2 separate regions of the Homo sapiens genome follow, and region 1 is linked to region 2. A link is an interaction called in ENCODE POLR2A ChIA-PET data of the cell type or tissue named here. Cell type or tissue: MCF 10A. All regions are shown on one strand. Links, peaks and the distances in the headings refer to the core of each region. The heading gives the core; the rest is flanking DNA.

What was found. Peaks named below come from ENCODE experiments on the same cell type or tissue, not always from the same donor. Only the 100,000 strongest peaks of a DNase experiment are listed, where the experiment ranks them.
Region 1: POLR2A ChIA-PET joins it to region 2 with 6 read pairs; 2 of 35 experiments call an interaction of 5 or more read pairs at or near these places.

Annotation. Positions count from the first base shown.
Region 1 is chr3:139,599,623-139,604,018 of GRCh38, reverse strand. The region is part of intron 4 of NMNAT3 (nicotinamide nucleotide adenylyltransferase 3); the gene reads left to right. Among named protein-coding and RNA genes, the nearest start is that of RBP1, 62 kb to the right of the region's middle. In MCF 10A, for the core only: no CTCF peak of the experiment used is centred there; DNase peaks (open chromatin) are centred at 2,248 and 2,608.
Region 2 is chr3:139,432,824-139,437,219 of GRCh38, reverse strand. All of the region lies in intron 3 of COPB2-DT (COPB2 divergent transcript), which reads right to left. Among named protein-coding and RNA genes, the nearest start is that of RBP2, 41 kb to the left of the region's middle. In MCF 10A, for the core only: no CTCF peak of the experiment used is centred there; a DNase peak (open chromatin) is centred at 2,289.

The DNA.
Region 1 (4,396 bases), core at 213-4,212, 170 kb before region 2:
TATGATACCATGTCTGGTTCCACTTGATGGCTATTGGGATGCCATAGTAACTAGGGGAACATATGTGCAATTATATCTAGTGACCAACCTTTGAATATGACCTAGAATAATGAAACTATGCTTTCTATCTCTTCTTCTTTCTTCATCTGGATGTGGAAAGGACAGTGGCGACAGTGGGTGCAGTGGTGGTGGCTGCTTTAACAGCAGTAGTGGTGATGTTTGCACTAGTGGCAGTGGTGGTAGTACAGATCATGGCAGTAATGATGGCAGCAGCATTGGTTAGTTGGAGTGTGGTGGTAATGCTGTTAGTGATTATTGGCATAGCAATGAGGCATATTAGTGGCAGCGGTGGTAATATGGTGTTGGTCATAGTGACCGTGATGGCAGTTGTCTCGCTGGGCACGGTAGGATGGTAGTGGTGCTATTAATGTGATAGTGGTAGTGGGAATCATCGTGTTGGTCGATGCTGATCATGATTTGATGATGGTGGCACTGTTGGTGATGGTGAAGGAGATTGTGATTTCCGTAATTTAGGTCAGTGTTTTAACCTGAATTTCAGAAGCAGGAAGTTGATATTGGAGAAAATGCCCCCAAATATCTCATATACACCCCAAATTGTAAAATATTTTCCTAAGTCTGGGTAACATGGGCAAAGCATCCAAATGAAAGTAACCAATTCCCGTGATATAATTTGCTGATAGAGCTGACTGAGTATTTCACAAAGTGTGGTCCTGTGAACACTCATCCAGCAGAGGGATCCATAAAAACTAAACAAGCATGGGAAGCCCAGGGACTTCTGTCCCCTTCTTGGAGAATTACTGTGCACATTAAGGGCTCTCAAAGGATCCGCAATCTGCAGTAAAAGTCTGTTTCACTTTGTTTGCCCTCGTGTTTCCCAAACATATTTGATCACTTAACCCTTTTTCTTTGGGGAAGGTAGGTGCCTATCAATCATTAGGTAGAACAGTTAGAGAAACAATATAAACAACACTTGAAATAAAAAGAAAAATAAAACTTGAAAAAAGTTTCCCCACAGGGACTAATTTTCAGGTGCTTAGTGAGAATGGGCAACTTTAGGTTATTTTAAATGTCTTGTATTGCAAAGTGGAAAAGATCATCTTAAATTTACATGATCAGAATTGTGTACAAGGAATCCATTAGACATGTAAATTAAGAGTATTATTAGAAACAAACCTCAAAAATGAAATTGCATTAACTACATCAAACATTTACAATCTAAGAAACCCATATCCTTTTATTCTATACTTATAAAATTAGTAATTTGATCATTATAGAAAAGTAGCCCTTGTTTACGTTGGAGCCCAGTGCTAAGTTAATAAAATAACCTTGGATGACTGAAAGGAAGTGGTCTCTCTATAGCCAATGCCAATCTGTGGTTCTCCACTAGCACATAAGAATTGCCTGGGATGCTTGTGAATAATTAAAGTGCCTAAACCTCACTGCCAGTAAGCAGATTTGGTTACAATCTGGAATTTGCATTTTTGTCAATGACATCAATGCAGACTTCACTTTGAAAAATACCAGAAGGAACTGACATTAATATATTGTCTTCTATCCTGTTCATTCTACCCAATGTCAATTTTAGGAAAAAATCTTGTTTCAAGTTTCCTGTTCCTGTAGCAGTTTCAGGAGCAGCCCAGGCAAGGGAGGTTGACTGGTGGGCCAAGCAGGTCTCTTCCCTAATACAATGCTGTTAACCTCAAGGGCAGAGTCCACAGCTCCATCAGATGTGCTTAAAGAATTAAGAAAATGGCTTCCTGATTTCTACAGTGATTCCTTCCCATTTAGTGAGTAATCATTAGTCTTAACATGAATAATGCAAAAAAGGCAGCTAAGCAGTTTAAATTTTATCCATAAAATTAAGCCCTGTGTTTCACCACAGCATTTAACTCCATGACCTATTTTATTGAATCCCCCGCATATCTTGGACAGCTTCCTTGAGTGTAAATTACCATGAAGGTAAATTGAAAATGTATCAAGAAATGGGCAAGGATGTTAATGCAGAATCAAGGCATCATCGAGCTTCAGTTGTTATGAAGATTTTTTAAAGTATCTTTCCAATACAGTTAAAGTGAAAAGAATTGATTTGATTAACAAGGCTTTACCTTTCTTAGGTTACCATCTGCCTTCAACATTGTAGGTGATTCAGTTTCAATGTCCCATCCTCCAGAAAACGTGTTCCAACCTGTTCAGAGCTTCTTTCGGGCTCCTGACACTTCCCTCATGTGTTTCTGCCCAGCAGTGACTACCCATCTGGAGACTGTCCAACTCCCTTGGGACTTTATCCCCCACCCCCAACCCCATCCTGTGAGAGCAGGGCTCCCATCATATTTATTTCTGAATCCACATTGCTGGTACACTCTCTGGCTTGAAGTGTGTGCTAAACTGTCTGCTAAAGAATCAGTGTGTTCCCCTCTTGACTTAAAAGCAGGAAAGGAAATGTTATTTGTAGTGAAAACAAGGAGGCAGGTAGGGGAAAATTCAGATTCTACTGATATTTCTAGTGTGCTTTCCAACCGTGTATCTGCCCCTGAACTATCCCTATATTAGTCATTTGAGTCTTACGCCATGCCTCCGAAGTGTGTGGTATTATTTATTCTTATTGCACAAGTGAAGGGAATAGGGTATAGAGAGGTTAAGTAATTTGCCCCAGGTCACACAGCTCATAAGTAGCAGAGGCTCACACTTAGGTCTGTCTCTGCATGCTGGACCTCAAATTCCTGTTACTGCAAAGCCTGGCTTGAAAGGACAGTTGAAGTAACAGATTGCCCAGGCTCAGTTATTTGTTAATAGAGGACAGAGCTGCTTTGCCTAGATTCCACACATGGAGGATGTCCAGTGCAGTGTTGAGCAGCTTGCCTTCAGCAGGAGCAGACTTTATGCCCAGCCAGAACTGCCTGATTACAACCTGTCCTCACTGCCTGCTCCCTGGCTGCCTTTCTTCCTATGTGAGGTTCCTGCCAGGTCTGAGGATCCCAAAGAGAAGGTAATGAGTTTTTGAGGGGCCATGAGACCCTAGCATTTGGGAGTTCTGGTGAGTGCTTTTTAAAACCCACCTACTGCGAAAAGATTCTGGTCAGTGGGCAGAGAGACACAGCTGGGTGTTAAATGATGGGAGACAGAGGCTTGCAAAAAAGGAGATTCTAATGCTCCAAAAGCAGGCAGGACCCCAACGGAGCACCCCTTCCTCTGGAAGCTATGTAAGGGCTCAGACACACAGAAGGTGCTGCCAGCCAACCAGTGCCACATGTCTGAGACTCAGAGAGATGATTGCAGAGAAAGGAACAGGAAAAAGAAGAAACAAAAACATCCTTTCTGCCAGGTGTGGTGGCAGGCATCAATTTCAAAGGCCTCTTTGTGACTGGATTGAAAAAGCCAGGAGCAGGGAGAAGAATAGATCCAGGTGGCAGGCCTATAATCCCAGCACTTTGGGAAGCCAAGGTGGGTGGATCACCTGAGGTCAGGAGTTCGAGACCAGCCTGACCAACATGGTGAAATGCTGTCTCTCCTGAGAAATACAAAAAAAATAGCCAGCGTGGTGGTGGGTGCCTGTAATCCCAGCTACTCGGAAGGCTGAGGCAGGAGAATCCCTTGAACCCAGGAGGCAGAGGTTGCAGTGAGCCAAGATTGCGCCATTGCACTCTAGCCAGTGCTACAAGAGCAAAACTCCGTCTCAAAAAAAAAAAAAAAATCCTTTCTATCCAGGACCAAAGGGAAGTTTAAACCCTATGAAATATTGCTGCTTTGTTGTTTACTTTGCCAAATTCTTAAGAAGTTGCACACAAAGAAAGCAGGACATTTGGAAATAAAGAAAGAGAAACCTCATACTGACAAGCTCAGGCACTGAAAGATTCTGAAGACCAAAGTGGGCTTTATAGTGTGCAGGAAGAGTTTGCTGATTGAAAGGAAGACTCTTCACACACAAAGAAGTAAGAGAAATTGAAGCCAGACAGAAGAGCACATATTCCAAGGGCACTGAGGAGAGAGGGCAGATGATCACACTTCCAGTAATGGCCACCGTGGTCCCAGCTGGCCGACTGTGCTGCCAGAGGGCTAGGCTCCATTTTGGAGTAATGGGAAGACCTGGATCTATTCTTCTCCCTGCTCTTGGCTTCCTCAATCCAGTCACACAGAGGCCTTTGAAATTGATGGGCACTTCTGGCCAGCAGGACACAGGGCGGAGCAGTAAATAGGTGTTCTCAAATTCATTTGGATCACACAGTTGAAGAGCTCTCTGGAGAAACAAAAAAAGATGCAAAACATTAAATAAGCTTGAAGACTGATAAGGAAAATAAAGACAATGGTGCTAAAATGGCCTCAAAGTCTCAGTAGCCACAGCCAGATCATATTTTCCAAGCTTCACTTAGAGGCGAGG
Region 2 (4,396 bases), core at 161-4,160:
TAATTGATCATGGATATCCCATCTCATATCTCAGTGGTGGACTTCACAGTTAAAGGGTTCAAAGTCACATAGCTAGTCAGGGGCATAGCTTAAACCCAGATCTCTGGATTCCAAAGCCTGGGCACCTTTTATTTCATGCTGCTGCTTTTCTCACATTTTAGACATACACTGTAGTAGAGATATTAATTTAACATTCACTACCTAATGGTAGGCACAGTGGTCATGGTGATGGATTCCCCAACATCTAGTCCTCCCTCTAGTATTAATTTGCTAGGGTTGTCATAACAAAGTACCACAAAGTGGGTGGCTTAAACAATAGAACTGTATGGTCTCACAGTTCTAGAAGATAGAAGTCCAAGATCAAGTTGTTGGCAGGATTGGTTCCTTCTAAGCGCTGTGAGGGAAAACCTGTTCCATGCTGCTTTCCAGGATTTGTCATTCCTTGGCTTCTGCTGTATCACCCCAAACTCTGCCTTCATATTCCCTGTTCTCCCTGAATGAGTCTCTGAATTTGCCCTCTGTATAATGACACCAGTCACAGTAGATTAGGGGTCCACGCTACCTCATTATGACCTCATCTTAACTAATAACAACTGCAATGAGTCTATTTCTGACGAAGCTCACATTCTGAGGTACTGGGGGTTAGGAATTGAAATATGAATTTTGTGGAGGAAAACAATTCAACCCATAGCAGCCACAAGAGATTGACATAAACCAATTATGTTCTTCTCTTCTTGCTAGTCACTGGTTTAGAAGTGGGCATGTAATTTAGGAATAACCAATGAGACTTGAGTGGAAGTCTTCCAGAATCTCATAGGAAAGCCTTCCTGGGTCCTAAAGAGTTACACAAATAGGCTTCTTTCTCAAAACACTGTCAAGTCTGGGTGTGACATCTAGAACTGCTACAGCCATAAGGTCCCCATCCTCAGGATAAACCAATACGGAGATGCACATAGAACAGAGAGAATCACAGAGCAGCCAAGTCCCCCGATAATGTTTTCCAGATGCCCCCACCTGTGGAATTCTTATCATGTTAACTAATATGTTTCCCTATTTCTTAAGCCAATTTGAGTCAGAATCTTCTGTTATCTGTGACCAAAAGCATTCTAAGTGATATCAACTAAAAAGACACTACTAAGTAGGTAAAGTATAAATACTGTTCAAAATTCATTCAGCCCTTCAGCTTTAAAATGATACAAACCATAATGATTGGCATTATTTCAAATTTAGTACATGAAGTGAGACTGATTAACATATCATGTGATACCATTTTAAATTTTCTTAGCTCGAATTTGCAACAACAGAAAAAGCACAGTTTGTTTTCTAACTCGAGTGTGCATCAGCCTTACCTAGGAGGCTTATTGAAACAGATTGCTGAGCCTCACCTACAGAGTTTCTGATTTAGGAGATCCAAGGTGAAGCCTGAGAATTTCCATTTCTAACCAGTTTCCAGATACTGCTGGTCAGCATACTACACTTTGAGAACTTCTGCGATACTAAAATAAACCTTTGTATTGCCAAAACAGCCTGGGATATGTGATCCTTGTCTGCGTGCAGGGTCTTAAAAACAACTGTAAAATTGATCATCATTACGGAGTATATACCACATACAGACCACTGCACTGAATGTTTTGCATTCCTTTAGTGACTTGTCACACTGACTCCTTGAGGTGGGTTTACCAATCTCCTATAGATGGGGAAACCGAGGCACAAGAGCTAAGTTACTCATCTAAGGGAAAGAACCATGATCCAGTCCCAGGCCTGTGTGACTACATGGTCTTTTACAAAATATTTGCCCATCAGAGACAAAATACTGGTCTAGCTAGAACTCAGGTTGATGCAGCAGGACAACTGGGAAATTACTGTGTACTGCAGCTTGAAGAAAAAGGGCATCTCTGGCTGAAATCAATCACCCTCAGCCTGGGAGGTGAGTGGCTCTTCGCTGGCTCTTTCCCCTGGGGCAGCTCAGCCTTCTGCTGGAAGAATCTGCCTTGGAGGAGAAAGCCATAGGGCTGACAGCGGTGCTCTGCCATTTCCTCCCCCACGCAGTGGGTGCTGCTGGCCTGTGGAGACCTGTGCTGCCAGCCACGCCCCATGCCTCCTGATTGTGCTTTGCCTCTCGCTGCCATACAAGTCAGGGCTGGCACCTCATTTTCCGCTGCAGAGACAAGGCATTGCCTCCTGGAGGCCAGAGGGAGGACAGGAGGAAATCCAGGGAAGCAGACCCTTTCAGTGTCTGGTGAGTCCCAGGATCTGAACCACTCCCTGAATGGGCAGTTTATTCTCATGTGAAATGTCTTAATCATCACAAGGAATACAGACAAGGAAGGCAAGCATGCTGGATTCCTCACTCAGCAAAACAACCCCAATTGTGCAACTCCTCCAAGAAGGCAGCTGAGGAGTTACTTCCTGTTGTTGTTGTTTTCATTGCTCTGGCATTTAAGCCTGACAGAAATCATAAGACATTATTCCTTGAAGAAGCTGGGATATAGCAACAGGTCACTATTCGTTGGAAGCTATTGATAAACCTGATGTGCCAAGGGAGAGCAGAGATTGGCACCTCTGGCTAAAAACATTTGGGGACTGGACCCTGAGAAATGATTTTCCTTCAAGAAAGGACAGTGCCCCCACCCACCTGACAAAACTTTGCTGGGTAGAGGGTTGTGCAGGGAGGTAGGGGGAACAGGAACCACCTTGACTTCATCATCTTTCTCCTCCCAATACACTCTTCCCTAAGGCCCTCTTTCCACTGAGGAATGGACCACAGACTCAGGCCCAAGGTCTTAGAGGATCTTACTCCTCCCACAAATTTCCATATGCAACTGCTTGTTAAACTCTGCTGATTTGTCATTTCTGGGTGGGAGTCCTTGAATGAATGAGCTGAAATTGGTACCCATAGCAATTATCTGACCCAAGCTCTTCACTTTAAAGAAGACTCCCAGGAAAGGAAGTTAACTTGCCCAAGATCACATGAAATGGTTACGGCTAAGCTATGCCAAAGAAAGACCCCACTGAGGGCTGGTGCTGGGAAGAAGCTGGCTAGGGGACACATCTGACCCAGCTTAGGTTTGTGCCTACATTTCCTAAAGAAGTGAGGCAGAGGGGAGGAGCGACACACATGTCAATGAGGGTTAAGGGGAAGAAACCAACTGGGAAGGAAATTAATCTTCATAGAGTTCTACTTCAGTTCTGGGAGCTGAGGTACTACAAGCTCAGCTTACCTCTCACTCTCCTTAGGACCAGATTTTTAACCCTATTTTACTAATGAGAAAATTGAAGCCCATAGAGGTTAAGTAATTTGCCCAATACTACATAGTTTATACCCAACAGAGCCAGAATGAAAAGCCAGGTCTCTGTACAATTCTCTTAGGTTCACACCTCCTTCTCTAATCAACTCCCAACCCCACACCCCATAAGGTCAAGCCAGGATAACCAAACCAACCTCCTACCAGGTACCCCACCTTGGAAATCTCTGCAAGTCAGGCCACCTCTACATCACCACTAGATTGTTTTTCTCAGAACCCCCTTATTTAAAATAGTCAGAATGTTGTATAGGTAGAAGTAGGTAATATGTAGACTTTTGTGTCTGCCTTCTTTCACTTACTATAATGTTTTTGATAGTCCTCCATGATTTTGTTCACTCCTTTTTTTTTTTTAACTGAGTAGCATTGCATTGTATAGACACAGTATAGTTTGTTTATCCATTCACCAGCTGATGGGCATTTGGGTTGCCTCAAAGTTTTTGGTTATTATGAATAAAGCTATAAACATTCCCATCCAAGTCTCTGTGGACATATATTTTCACTTCTCTTGAGTAAATACTTAGAAGTGGAATTGCTAAAAATTACATTAAGTATATGCTTAACTTTATAAGAAACTGCCAAACTGTTTACCAAAGTGGCCTTACTATTTTGCATTCCTGCCAACAGTGTATGAAAGTTCCAGCTGCTCCATATCTTTGTCAACACTTGGTCTTGTCTTTTAAATTTTAGTCATCTAATGAATATGTGGTGATGTTTCATTGTGGATTTTTTGTTGTTATTGTTTTTTTGTTGTTTTATTTAGTTTTTTTTTTTTGAGATGGAGTCTCTCTCTGTCTCCCAGGCTGGAGTGCAGTGGCGTGATCTCAGCTCACTGCAACCTCCACCTCCCAGGTTGAAGTAATTCTCCTGCCTCAGCCTCCCAAGTAGCTGGGACTACAGGTGTGTGCCAGCACACCTGGCTAATTTTTGTGTTTTTAGTACAGACAGAGTTTCACCATGTTTGCCAGGCTGTTCTCAAATTCCTGACCTCAGGTGATCTGCCCACCTTGGCCTCCTAAAGTGCTGGGATTACAGGCGTGAGCCACTGCACCCAGCCTTCACTGTGGTTCTAACTAATGATGTTGAGCAATTTT